Regions from separate parts of the Homo sapiens genome. Here region 2 is linked to region 1. Evidence: chromatin loops called from intact Hi-C (ENCODE). Cell type or tissue: PC-9. All regions are shown on one strand. Links, peaks and the distances in the headings refer to the core of each region. The heading gives the core; the rest is flanking DNA.

Evidence for each region. A loop is a pair of places that touch in the nucleus more often than their neighbours do. Peaks named below come from ENCODE experiments on the same cell type or tissue, not always from the same donor. Only the 100,000 strongest peaks of a DNase experiment are listed, where the experiment ranks them.
Region 2: it touches region 1 in a loop (4-fold over the local background); 2 of 110 quality-filtered maps call a loop at or near these places.

What each region holds. Positions count from the first base shown.
Region 1 is chr15:101,480,824-101,486,057 of GRCh38, reverse strand. All of the region lies in intron 1 of PCSK6 (proprotein convertase subtilisin/kexin type 6), which reads left to right. It overlaps LOC124903566, which reads left to right. Exons shown (of 2, transcript XM_047433427.1): 1 at 1-4,708; 2 at 4,741-5,234. Among named protein-coding and RNA genes, the nearest start is that of PCSK6, 6.3 kb to the left of the region's middle. In PC-9, for the core only: no CTCF peak of the experiment used is centred there; DNase peaks (open chromatin) are centred at 2,447 and 3,077; H3K4me3 peaks cover 1,216 bases; H3K27ac peaks cover 2,408 bases.
Region 2 is chr15:101,346,260-101,351,493 of GRCh38, reverse strand. The region is part of intron 13 of PCSK6 (proprotein convertase subtilisin/kexin type 6); the gene reads left to right. Among named protein-coding and RNA genes, the nearest start is that of PCSK6-AS1, 14 kb to the right of the region's middle. In PC-9, for the core only: no CTCF peak of the experiment used is centred there; a DNase peak (open chromatin) is centred at 2,333; H3K27ac peaks cover 2,034 bases.

The sequences.
Region 1 (5,234 bases), core at 1,100-3,599:
TGGGAGGCGGAGGTTGCAGTGAACCGAGACCGCACCATTGCACTCCAGCCTGGGCGACAAGAGTGAAACTCCGTCTCAAAAAAAAAAAAAAAAAAAAAAATTTAAATAAATGGAGAGATGCGTTGTGTTCATGCATGGGAGGGCTGGCTCTCATAGTTGCCCCAATTTAATCTGCAAATTCAATGTAATCTAGTTTAAGCTGTGACAAGATTTAATGTGGAATATGAAATCACACAAATGAATTATAAAATTCATATGGAAGAGTAAGGTCCAGGAATACCTCAGACAACTCTGGGAAAGAAGAGGAGGAGGGGAGTTGTGGTAACGACAGTCCAGCAGTAGAGTCAACTCAAACCCAAGCATGTGTGGGAACTTGTATGTGTGAGCTGAAGAGTTACAAATAGATGGGGAAGGATGGGCTATTTACTAAATGGTGCTGGGAGAACAGGCTCTCCCCATGGAAAAACAATTAGATCCTCACATTACACAACAGTACATTCCAGATGGGATTAAAGACTGTATATAAAACTTTAGAAAGAGCTGCAGTGGAATACCTTTGTCACACCGGGAAAGGAGTCCCTACACAAGTTATGAAAATAAATTTCAAAATGAAGAGACTGATACATTAAGATAAAAATTCTATGTAAACAAAGGCATCCTAACAGAGTTAAAAAGCAAGAATAGACCAGGAAAGTATTTACAATATATAACAAATACATTAGTACACAGATTATTTTGAAAACTATAAATCACTAAGAAAAAAAGATACACGCCAGGTAGAAAAATGGGGAAGTTTATGAATGGAGAAGTCAATGAAGAGAAATCCAAATGACCAGTAAACATAAGAAATGATGCCCAGCTTCACTCAAGTTCGCTGGGGGTTATTGGAGCACTGCAATTTAGGCAACGATGAGATACCATTTCACACCTATTGGATTTCCCGACACGGAAGAGTGTTAGCATCACGTGCTGGCAAGGATATAGAGCAATGGGAACTTTCAGATGCTGCTGGTGGAGATTGGTATCGTTTGGAGAGCAATTTGGCGATACACGGTGAGGCTGGACTTGCTAGTCCACAGCCAGACATATCCTGGAAGAACTCTCCCACGTGTGCACAAAGAGACTTGTATAAGAATGTCCATGCAGGCGTTTTTTTAAATGAAGGAAAACCCACCTTCCCTGAAGTAGAATAGAGAACTAAATCAAAATAGTCACACCATGCAAGACTCTACAGTGGTTAGAAATGAATAAACCAGATCTATATCTACACAGATACATCTCTCAAATAGTGTTGAGAGAGAAAAAAGGCAAATTGTAGGTGTCCAATGTGATCATATTCATGTAAACGTTAAGAAACACACAAAGCAGGCCGGGCGTGGTGGCTCACGCCTGTAATCCCAGCACTTTGGGAGGCAGAGGCGGGTGGATCATCTGAGGTCAGGAGTTCGAGACCAGCCTGGCCAACATGGTGAAACCCTGTCTCTACTAAAAAAATATGAAAATTAGCTGGGCGTGGTGGTGCACGCCTGTAATGCCAGCTACTCAGGAGGCTGAGGCAGGAGAATGGCTTGAACCTGGGAGGTGGAGGTTGCAGTGAGCTGAGATGAACAGGACTGCACTCCAGTCTGGCCGACGAGTAGAGTGAAACTCTGTCTCAAAACAAAAACAAAAACAAGCAAAAACAAAGCACAAAGCAATACTGTATTAATTATGGATGCTTATAGATGTAGTAAAAGTATAAAAGTGTGGGCTGTAAGGATCTGCATCAAATTCTAGTTAGCAATGACCTCCAAGAAGGGAGGGAGGGGAGAGGAACTTCAAACTTTATCTGCAGTGTACTGCTTTACAACACACGCTTATGTGTGTGGGTGTGTGTATGTATAAACATACGTGGATTATATACAAAATTGTGCCTAGACATTTTGTACTTTTTTTCTTTGTATCAGGGTATATTACATGTGGTGATGTGTACAAGTGTGTATATATACACACGTATAATATATAAACACACGTATATTGACGCATATACCTATATACATAGACATATACACAGATACACATAAAACATTGAAGAGAGAAAAAAGAAAAGGGAGATGCACATGGTACACCTACCGCATGGTGCTTCTGGACCATCTGAAGCCCACCGCTGGAGGCAGGTGCCTGCAGGCCCATGTTAAGAAGTCCCTACTTTAGATGTCCAGACTGGGCCGATCCACTTGTCAAGGAAATGGTGACAGAGAAACAGAATGTCTGGCTGCAGGTCGCATGGGCGTTTGGACAGAGCTGGACACGGAGCCCAGGAACCCTTCCCTTCTCCCCTGCTTCTTTCTCCTTCCAGTCACCCTCGCTCTAACCTGTGTGCATTGTCACCTTTGACATTGTGACTCAGAAAAGACAAGTTGCTTGTGTGGAGAGGATGGCAGCAAGGTATTCTCCACATACCAAATCACAACAGCTCAGCGTCTGCTGCTCTTGGAAATGATGTTTATCTTAAGGGTGGTTCTTGGATGCCATGCTTTCCCTTGGGTTTTTGCTTTGCCTGGGGTATTGAGCTAATTTGTTGCTTCTGAGTCTGAACATAAAAAGGCAGGCTGGCTGCCAGGGCCCTAAAAGATCTAAGAGCCTTAAATGATCTTGAACTTGCCTTAAATAGTTTTACTTAAAATAGCTACTGAGCAGGACATACCTGGCCCAGAATTTCAGGTGAGCCTGCACGATTCATTTGTCAGCAGAGGAAAATTGTCATGCTGCAGACAACTTGTTCTTGCAATGAAAAACAAGCCGAAGCCTTAACCAGGTGTTAAAATGATGGGCCAGAACTTGTTCCAGCCACAGCGTCAGGGGTTTGGTAGGGACAAGGGGAGACCCGGAAGAGCAGTCACCTGTGACCTAGTTCTCTGGGATTGGTTTTCGGTCTAAGGCTGTCTTGGTTTTATGCTCTGAGCCAAGCTGGACTGGCTGTGCGCGGCTGGCCTGCGAGAGGTTCTGGGTGTGAACTGAGGGACAGAGGCAAGATGAGGGTTGTGAAGCTCATTGTCTTAACCCTCCTATCTGACGTCTTCACCCGGATGGTGATGCCTTTAAGTGGGCAGGAGTTTAATTGACCGGACTGCCCTCCTGAGTCATTGGAGCTGGTGCGGGGAGTGGTGATCAAAGCCGAGCCAGCTGCCATCTCTGGAGCCAGAAAAGCTCCAGAAGGCAGCATCCAGGGCAGACTCAGAATCAGGACTGAGCAGGTGCAGGGGCAGACTCAGAATCAGGAGCAGACTCAGAATCAGGACTGAGCAGGTGGCTCAGCTGACTGGACCATTAGAAAGGCTTGAGTTTCTCTGGGCGGAAACCAGGGAAGCAAATGAGAAACACGGAGCTGTCGATGGGCTGGGGGAGGCTGGGACACCGCCTGATACTCCTGCCGGCTTTGAGCTTTGGGTGGTGACAGGGACACTCAGGGCTGTCCAGACCCTGTTCTCCAGTGTCCGCCAACTGCATGCCGGCTGGGAACGTCCTGAGCTTTTTTGGATCTCTGAGCCTCTACACAGATTGTGGCATCTAGAAAGTAGTTCCTCTGATCTTCTGCAGCTCAGCCAGGCTGCCGACACCTCTCCTCCTCCTTTCACCCTGCCCTGGGAGGGCTTCCGGGTTGTACTTGCCCTGGGTGGCTGGCCTCCTCCTGGCTCCTGGGACTGGGTCTTGGCCTTGCCACCGACCAGAAGCCCTGGTCTTGCTCCCACCAGCTGATGTTTCTCCTGACTATTGCTCCGAAGGCCCTCACCAGCCCTGCAGGGAGGTGTCACCAGGCCTGGTTAATGGTGATGAGGCCTTAGACCCAGGTACCTTCTGACAAACCAGTGACTGACAGGCCAGGGCCGGACCCCACACCCTCTGACTCACCTTCTACTGCTGTCACCTCGTACCTGCTTCCCAGACAAAGGTAAATCATCAGACAGAAAAGCCTTTCGGCTTCTGCCAGAATGAACAGACAAGAGGCATAGCAACCTCCGGAGACCCCACCAGCCGCCGTTTCTCCCTCTGTCCACCGGGTGCGTGCACATGCGTGTGCGTGAACGCGCACAGACTCAAAGGGCTGCACACCAGCATGGCTCTGTCTCGGGGAATCTGTACTGGCTCCTGCTCATCAGCATTGGAACCACTCACACCTCTCTCTATTGGAGGGAAAAAGAAAAGCCCTCCAGTCCTTCTAGGAAGCCACTCAAACTACACATTTGAGTCACTCACATTTCAGTCACTCAAGCTGCACATTTATCAGCTGGACTAATCATCTTTTGCTGAAACCTCCTCCTCGTGTGGGTCCCTGTCTACAAGAAGAGACCCCTGTCTACCTTAGTGGCAGAGCTGGAGGCCTAGAGGTCACCATCGCCTCCTCCTGCTCCCGTGCTCCCCCAAGCCTGTCTCACTGTCTCCTGAATGGCTCTCAGGCTCCCTGCATTGCCCCTGCCACCGCCCAGCACAGGCTGTGGCCTCTGTGGCCTCTACCTGCCTCAGGGCCTCCTCCTGCCCCACCCCACCGCCTCGAGCCCTGGCTGTAGCTGCAGCTCTGCCCATCCCCCATCTTCATGCTTTTGCTTCCTTTCAGGCTTTGCTTCTGTTGTTCTTCCTGCCCAGAACGGCTTTACCTGTCACCAGGTTCGCCCCTCAGCCTTCCCACCCGTCACCAGGTTCGCCCCTCAGCCTTCCCACCCGTCACCAGGTTCGCCCCTCAGCCTTCCCACCCGTCACCAGATTCGCCCCTCAGCCTTCCAAGTTCTGCTGCACTGTCAGTTCCATCAGCCGACTCACCCCGATTTCCCCAGCCCGCCGGATGTACCCTTCGTCTGGGCCCCCAGGCCCCCTGCCACCTGGACGTTGCCTGCTGGCTTGCCTGTTTCTGACACTGGGCTCTGGGCTTCCTGGGTGAGTCAGCCCAAAGTTAGGCCTCTGGCTGCTCTCTAAGGTTAGTTCCGATTCTGCCACCTCTGTGGTGGCCGGCAGACGTGCGTTCATTTATTCAGCGAGTATTGCTGTGTGCTCTCACTGGCCTGGGCACTTAGAGATAAGAAAATGTGGCCCCTGCCTTGCAAGAGTCTTAAGAGACTCTTGGTTATGAGTCTTTGTGAGGGACCAAGGCCAGGCACCTGCGCTTTGTTTAAGTGTCATTTATTGAACCACCCCCACCATCGCTTTCTCATCCCAATCGTTTGCTTTTTGGAGTCACTCGATAGGCCCTGCCACGTACG
Region 2 (5,234 bases), core at 1,305-3,804, 130 kb after region 1:
AACAGTTGTCTTTCCAGCGTAAATATTGGGTAATATTTTTGCCACAGAAACAACAAAGACATATGTCAGAACTTCATTCACTCACCAGGGATGGGAACAACTTCCTTGCTAAATTGGAAAATAATTTTCAAATACTGAAAGAATATCTCTTCAGTTTTGTAAGCTGTTCACAGTGTAATACCTACAGACATGAAACATTTTTAAGTTATACCTGCAGTATTAATGCTTTCTCCATCACTTTCTTAAGCCCAGAAAATCAACAGTAAACCCAGCCCTTGTTTGTAGCATTTGTCGATTTCCATATGGGAATATCCCGCCATGGCCAATTTCAAGCTTTTCACGTGACGTCACTGAAGACGGGTTGGTAAAAGAGGGGTCCAGTAGCCACCATGAGATAGTGCTTCCCCTGTGTAGATAGAACAGATGTGAGTAACCCTGAAGCACAGATAATGACAAAATATAGTGAGATCATGAGGAAGGGGCAATTTGTGAATATTCATTACCTTTGTTTTTAGTATAATTTATTCAATTGTAAGCTTCTATAATTTAATGTTTAATAAAGACTGTGTTTAACAACCAGCTCACAAAGGTTCTGAAAATGTTCACAATCAGTTCCGTTAAGCCAGTGCTGGTCGGCTGCAGCGCACCACTGCATATTGGGAATTGAACGGGTAGAGGGTTGTCTTTCTCTTGGGACAAGCACACTTTAAGGGGAGCGTATTCATTGCAGGACCAAGGCTCAACGTGCACTGCTCCCCACCCGTCCCAGCTCCTCTTTATGCTTGCGGGGGCCAGCCACTCTCCAGTCCTCCCCAGGAATATACGTCGCAACCAGGCATTCTTTTTTCATTGGCCTCATTCTTCCCAGGGCCGGCTCAGAGGCCCCCCGGTCTAATTGCCATTGGTTTAACTGCTGTTTAATAAATCAAACTATTTTTCTGACTAAATCTTGCTAATCAGTAAATAGTGATCATCTGAATTCTCCATATGCTAAAAAGTCATTTTTCCAAGGGGTAAAATTAAAGTAATATTTGGCATAAAAAAATTCTAATACACAGGCAGACACCTTTATGTCTAATATCTCAACTGTAGAGGTTAGATAATCACAGAGTGCTATACTGTGTTATAGCCTTAAAATGTAGAGTGCTTACAGATCACTAAGAAATATTTAAATAATATCACTAAATAGGCCAAAATCCTGAAAAGCAATTCGTAAAGAAAACATACAAATAACCAGTAAACACAAGATAGTCAACATTTGTAGTATCCAAATAAAATATAAACTAAAGGCCAGGTGCGTTGTCTCACGCCTATAATCCCAGCACTTTGAGAGGCCAAGGCAGGTGGATCACGAGGTCAGGAGTTGGAGACCAGTCTGGCCAACGTGGTGAAACCCTATCTCTATAAAAATACAAAAATTAGCCGGGCATGGTGGCGTGCACCTGTAGTCTCAGCTACTCGGGAGGCTGAGGCAGGAGAATTGCTTGAACCAGGGAGGTGGAGGTTGCAGTGAGCCGAGATTGTGCCACTGCACTCCAGCCTGGGCAACAGAGACTCCGTCTCAGAAAAAATAAAAATAAAAAAAATAAACGAAAACACAAGAAGGCAAAATCATGATAGAAAGCCAACAAGCAGCAGTTGCAGAGATGGTAGAACAAATGTGTGAAACGAATCTGTATGGCACTCTGCACTCGGGGCCACAGAGTGATGTGATTTAAAGAACGGGAATGCAGGGGCAGAGGAGCCTGGGTCCCACGCTGGCTGCACCGGTGACGGGCTGGGAGACCTGGGACTGATGACTCCCTCATCAGCGTCTTACCAGCACCTGGTGGACATGAAATTTCTCACGCAGCCTGTGTAGGTTGTCACAGAAGCCCAGGCTCCTCTCCCCTCTCCCTACCTGCCACTGCAAGTGTGTGTTTTACCACAGCCTTTAGGAATTGGTCCATTTGCTCTCTGGGAAAATTCCAGCCTGGAGAAGCTGGTAGAGACCTGCCTCCATGCCTCTGAGGAAAATCAAATTGGCTGCGACCTCTACAGAACCCAGGAATTTGGAATTCACTGAATCCAGGGTTGCTGCGCTGGAGGCAAAGCTGGGCTGCTATTGGGTTGGCTGGCCCTAAGGGAAAACTCTTCTGACTTTTGAACTCAGCAGGTACATTTCTATTCTTCCTTTCTTCTTCTTAAGCAACACTTTTCCCGAGAAAAACAAACAAAACTTTGCTAACCAAAAGCTTTGTGTTGAAACTGCCAGGAGGAGATGATAAGCCAAGCATTGCCTTGGCTCCTCAGGACTTTTGCAGGCCCCCGGGGCAGAGCCATTCAGGAAGTTCCCACAGGGCTTGGCTTTCTTTGGAGCTCAGCCCAGTGCACCTGACTCTACCCTGTGCTTCTGTGGAATCCCAGCTTTGGTTCTGTCCTTCCCAGAAACCTGAAAGTTGAAGCCAAGACAGGATCAAGGAAGGTCTAGTCAGAACTGTGGTGCTTTTGCCAAAACTTGCAGAATAAGCTATCGGGGCACAGATCAGTTACGAAAACCAAATCTGACCCGTTATCCAGGCGACTTGAGTGAGAGGAGCAGGAGGGTGGCGGGAGGAGACCAGGCTGCCGCAGACACTGGAGCTCCTGAACGGGATTTGGACCTCAGGGTGGTGTTTAGGGAGAGCCCAGAGCAGAGCAGCTGGCAGGCGTGGTCTGAGTTCAGCTGGCCGCTTCCTGGCCTGGTCACGGAATCTCTCAGTCTCTGTTTCTGCACGTGTGTGATGGGAATAATAGTGTCTACTTCAACGGGCCTGGGGAGATTCAAATGGAGGAAGGTTTCATATGAACAAATCCTTTATGAGGAGTTTCAAAGGTTTCAGGATTACAATCTTTGTCCATAGTGCCTATAACATCAGAAACACCAAGAAGTGTTTCTTGATATTGAGCTTCCTTGAAGCCAATTACACATGTCAGTTACATATCGAATTCTGTGTTCTGCCTTGTGCTGTGACGGTGTCTCACGAAGGTGCTGCTATACCTTTGGAAGACTCCAGAAAGCCCAGGGAAGCAGGTTCTTTTCAAACATGATAGTTCACACTTCATACCTCGAAGCATGTATTTTGATGACGTTTTACTCCGCAAATGTCACACTGGCCCCACTGCGTGTCTCCCCAGACTGGCCCAGCCCTGCTGTCGTCAGGCCTTGCCTGTTGCCCAGTAAAGAGATCTAGCCCTCACTTCCTTGCCTCGGCTCCCCCAGCCTCCCCCACGGTGAAGCCTGGGCGTTGGAATGGCTGCTGACGTTCCCACCGGGGAGGAGCAGCGGAGGCGCAGGGGCCGGTCCGACCCAGCGGGACCCCGGGGGGGCGGGGGTTGTGGCTTTTCCCTCCACTTCCAGGTGAGGCTTGGTATCAGGCCTCCCCAGCATCTGGCTGCCTGGAGGGGGCAGGTAACACAACCCAGAAGGAAGGTTTACCCAAGGAAAGACAGGACATAAAGTGTATGCCCTTCCTGTCTGAGGGCACATTGGTCTCACAAGGCCTGTTTGGAAGACTTCCCCCAGCTAAGCAACCACCCCGTTTCTTTGTGGAGCTGCAGCCAGCTTGAAACACAGCTCCTTCCATTTGTCAACCCCGGGCGCTTCCTCCTGCTGCCCTCCACTCCTGTTGCCCTGGGATTGCACCTCCCAATAAAGCTTCAGCCCATGGGCTTCACTTCAGTCCCTTGTTTTCCAGGGAACCTGGACTAAAACACGTGTTCCGGTGGCAGATTGAACAAGAGCTTTGGTAATCTCTGTGAAATACTGCAGAGGGACAGATGACCAAAGCCACCACATTTAGAACTTTGGCTGCCTTTGGAAGTCCAGAGCTGGATCTCTCAGCTCCCGCCCCCAGAGGCTCAGCACTTTGGACATGGCTCACAAACAGTTGTTGATTGACTGCATGAATGCGTGTGCGTGCAAGCATGAACCTTGTTTAAATCAAGAGCTTACATAATTTTAACCAGTTCTGTCTTCAGCTGTACATACTCAGTAAAATGTTTAATGAAGGGGAAGAGATTAGTCTCTTCTGTGTGACCATGTTTTCCCTTTATTCATCCTAAAAAGTTCCATGAATTCTTGATTTCCTTTCAGTGGCCCTTTCAACAATGTCTTTTTTCCCAAGAGCATAACTGTTCTCATTTTATTGCTAGCCATCTTGATCTGTGTTTTATTGACATCTCTTTTGAGCTAATCTTCATTTCTAAGATAAGAGTTGAGATTTTGCAATCTGTGTTCGATGGCTCAATCTATCCTGTGCTTGATGCTAGAAAGGAAGACAGATTTAAAGCACATGCCTTCTGTGCCGGCTTTCAAGTTTGTCACTAAACTCTCATTTCTGGAAAGTGCAATTATAGAGTATCACTCCCACTTCCTTGGAAACAGAGCTGAAGAACTTGGCACACTCTCCAAACAGTCACCATACACACTGTTGTCAAAAAGTTCCATTTTTAACCCCATTTGCATTAATATTGCAGTCAATCTCTTTACCTCCTTTTCTCTTTCACGGGGCCGTGACAGTGACGCCTTTCCCCAAAACTCTCCTCGTTTGAGAAAAAAAGAAGTATGTATCCCCACTTATCTCGGGGAGAAATGCAACCAACTGCTGCTGTGCACATTTATGAATCACAGTATTGTTTAGTCGGTTCTGTATCTCCAGTAGAAAGCATAACAAAAAGATGACCTTTGTCTCACCTCATAGCTAATTTTTGCAAATAAAATACTAAACATTGATGAAAATGAAAATGACAGATCTGAGGAAGAGGGAGAGCTCTCTTGAAACCCCTTTCCCAGATTTGCCCTCAGTTTTAGGAATGAGGTACGCTTGGGCATTCCTGTTGCCTGCATGGTTCGGCATTCTGGCAGCCAGGTTCGCCCCAGAATAGATAAGTGTGTTTGATTTTCGAACATTTGACTTTATTACCTATTTCCAGAAACACTTCGTGTTCAAACTACGTCTCTACAGGCATTTCTACTTGGTCTTTTTCTCCCCTGACATTTCACAGAGTCCTAACTGTGCTGCATGTATAACTTGTTCTTTCTTTTTGTTACTTGCATAGCAAGCATGTTTCTATGTCATTAAATATCCTTTGTAAGCAGCATTTTATAGATTTTTATAATACTTCACCAACAGAAGCACCATAATTTATTTAAGCATCTCTCTATTGTTGGACATGTAGATTGCTTTCCATTTTTTCCTATTATGAGCGGACAG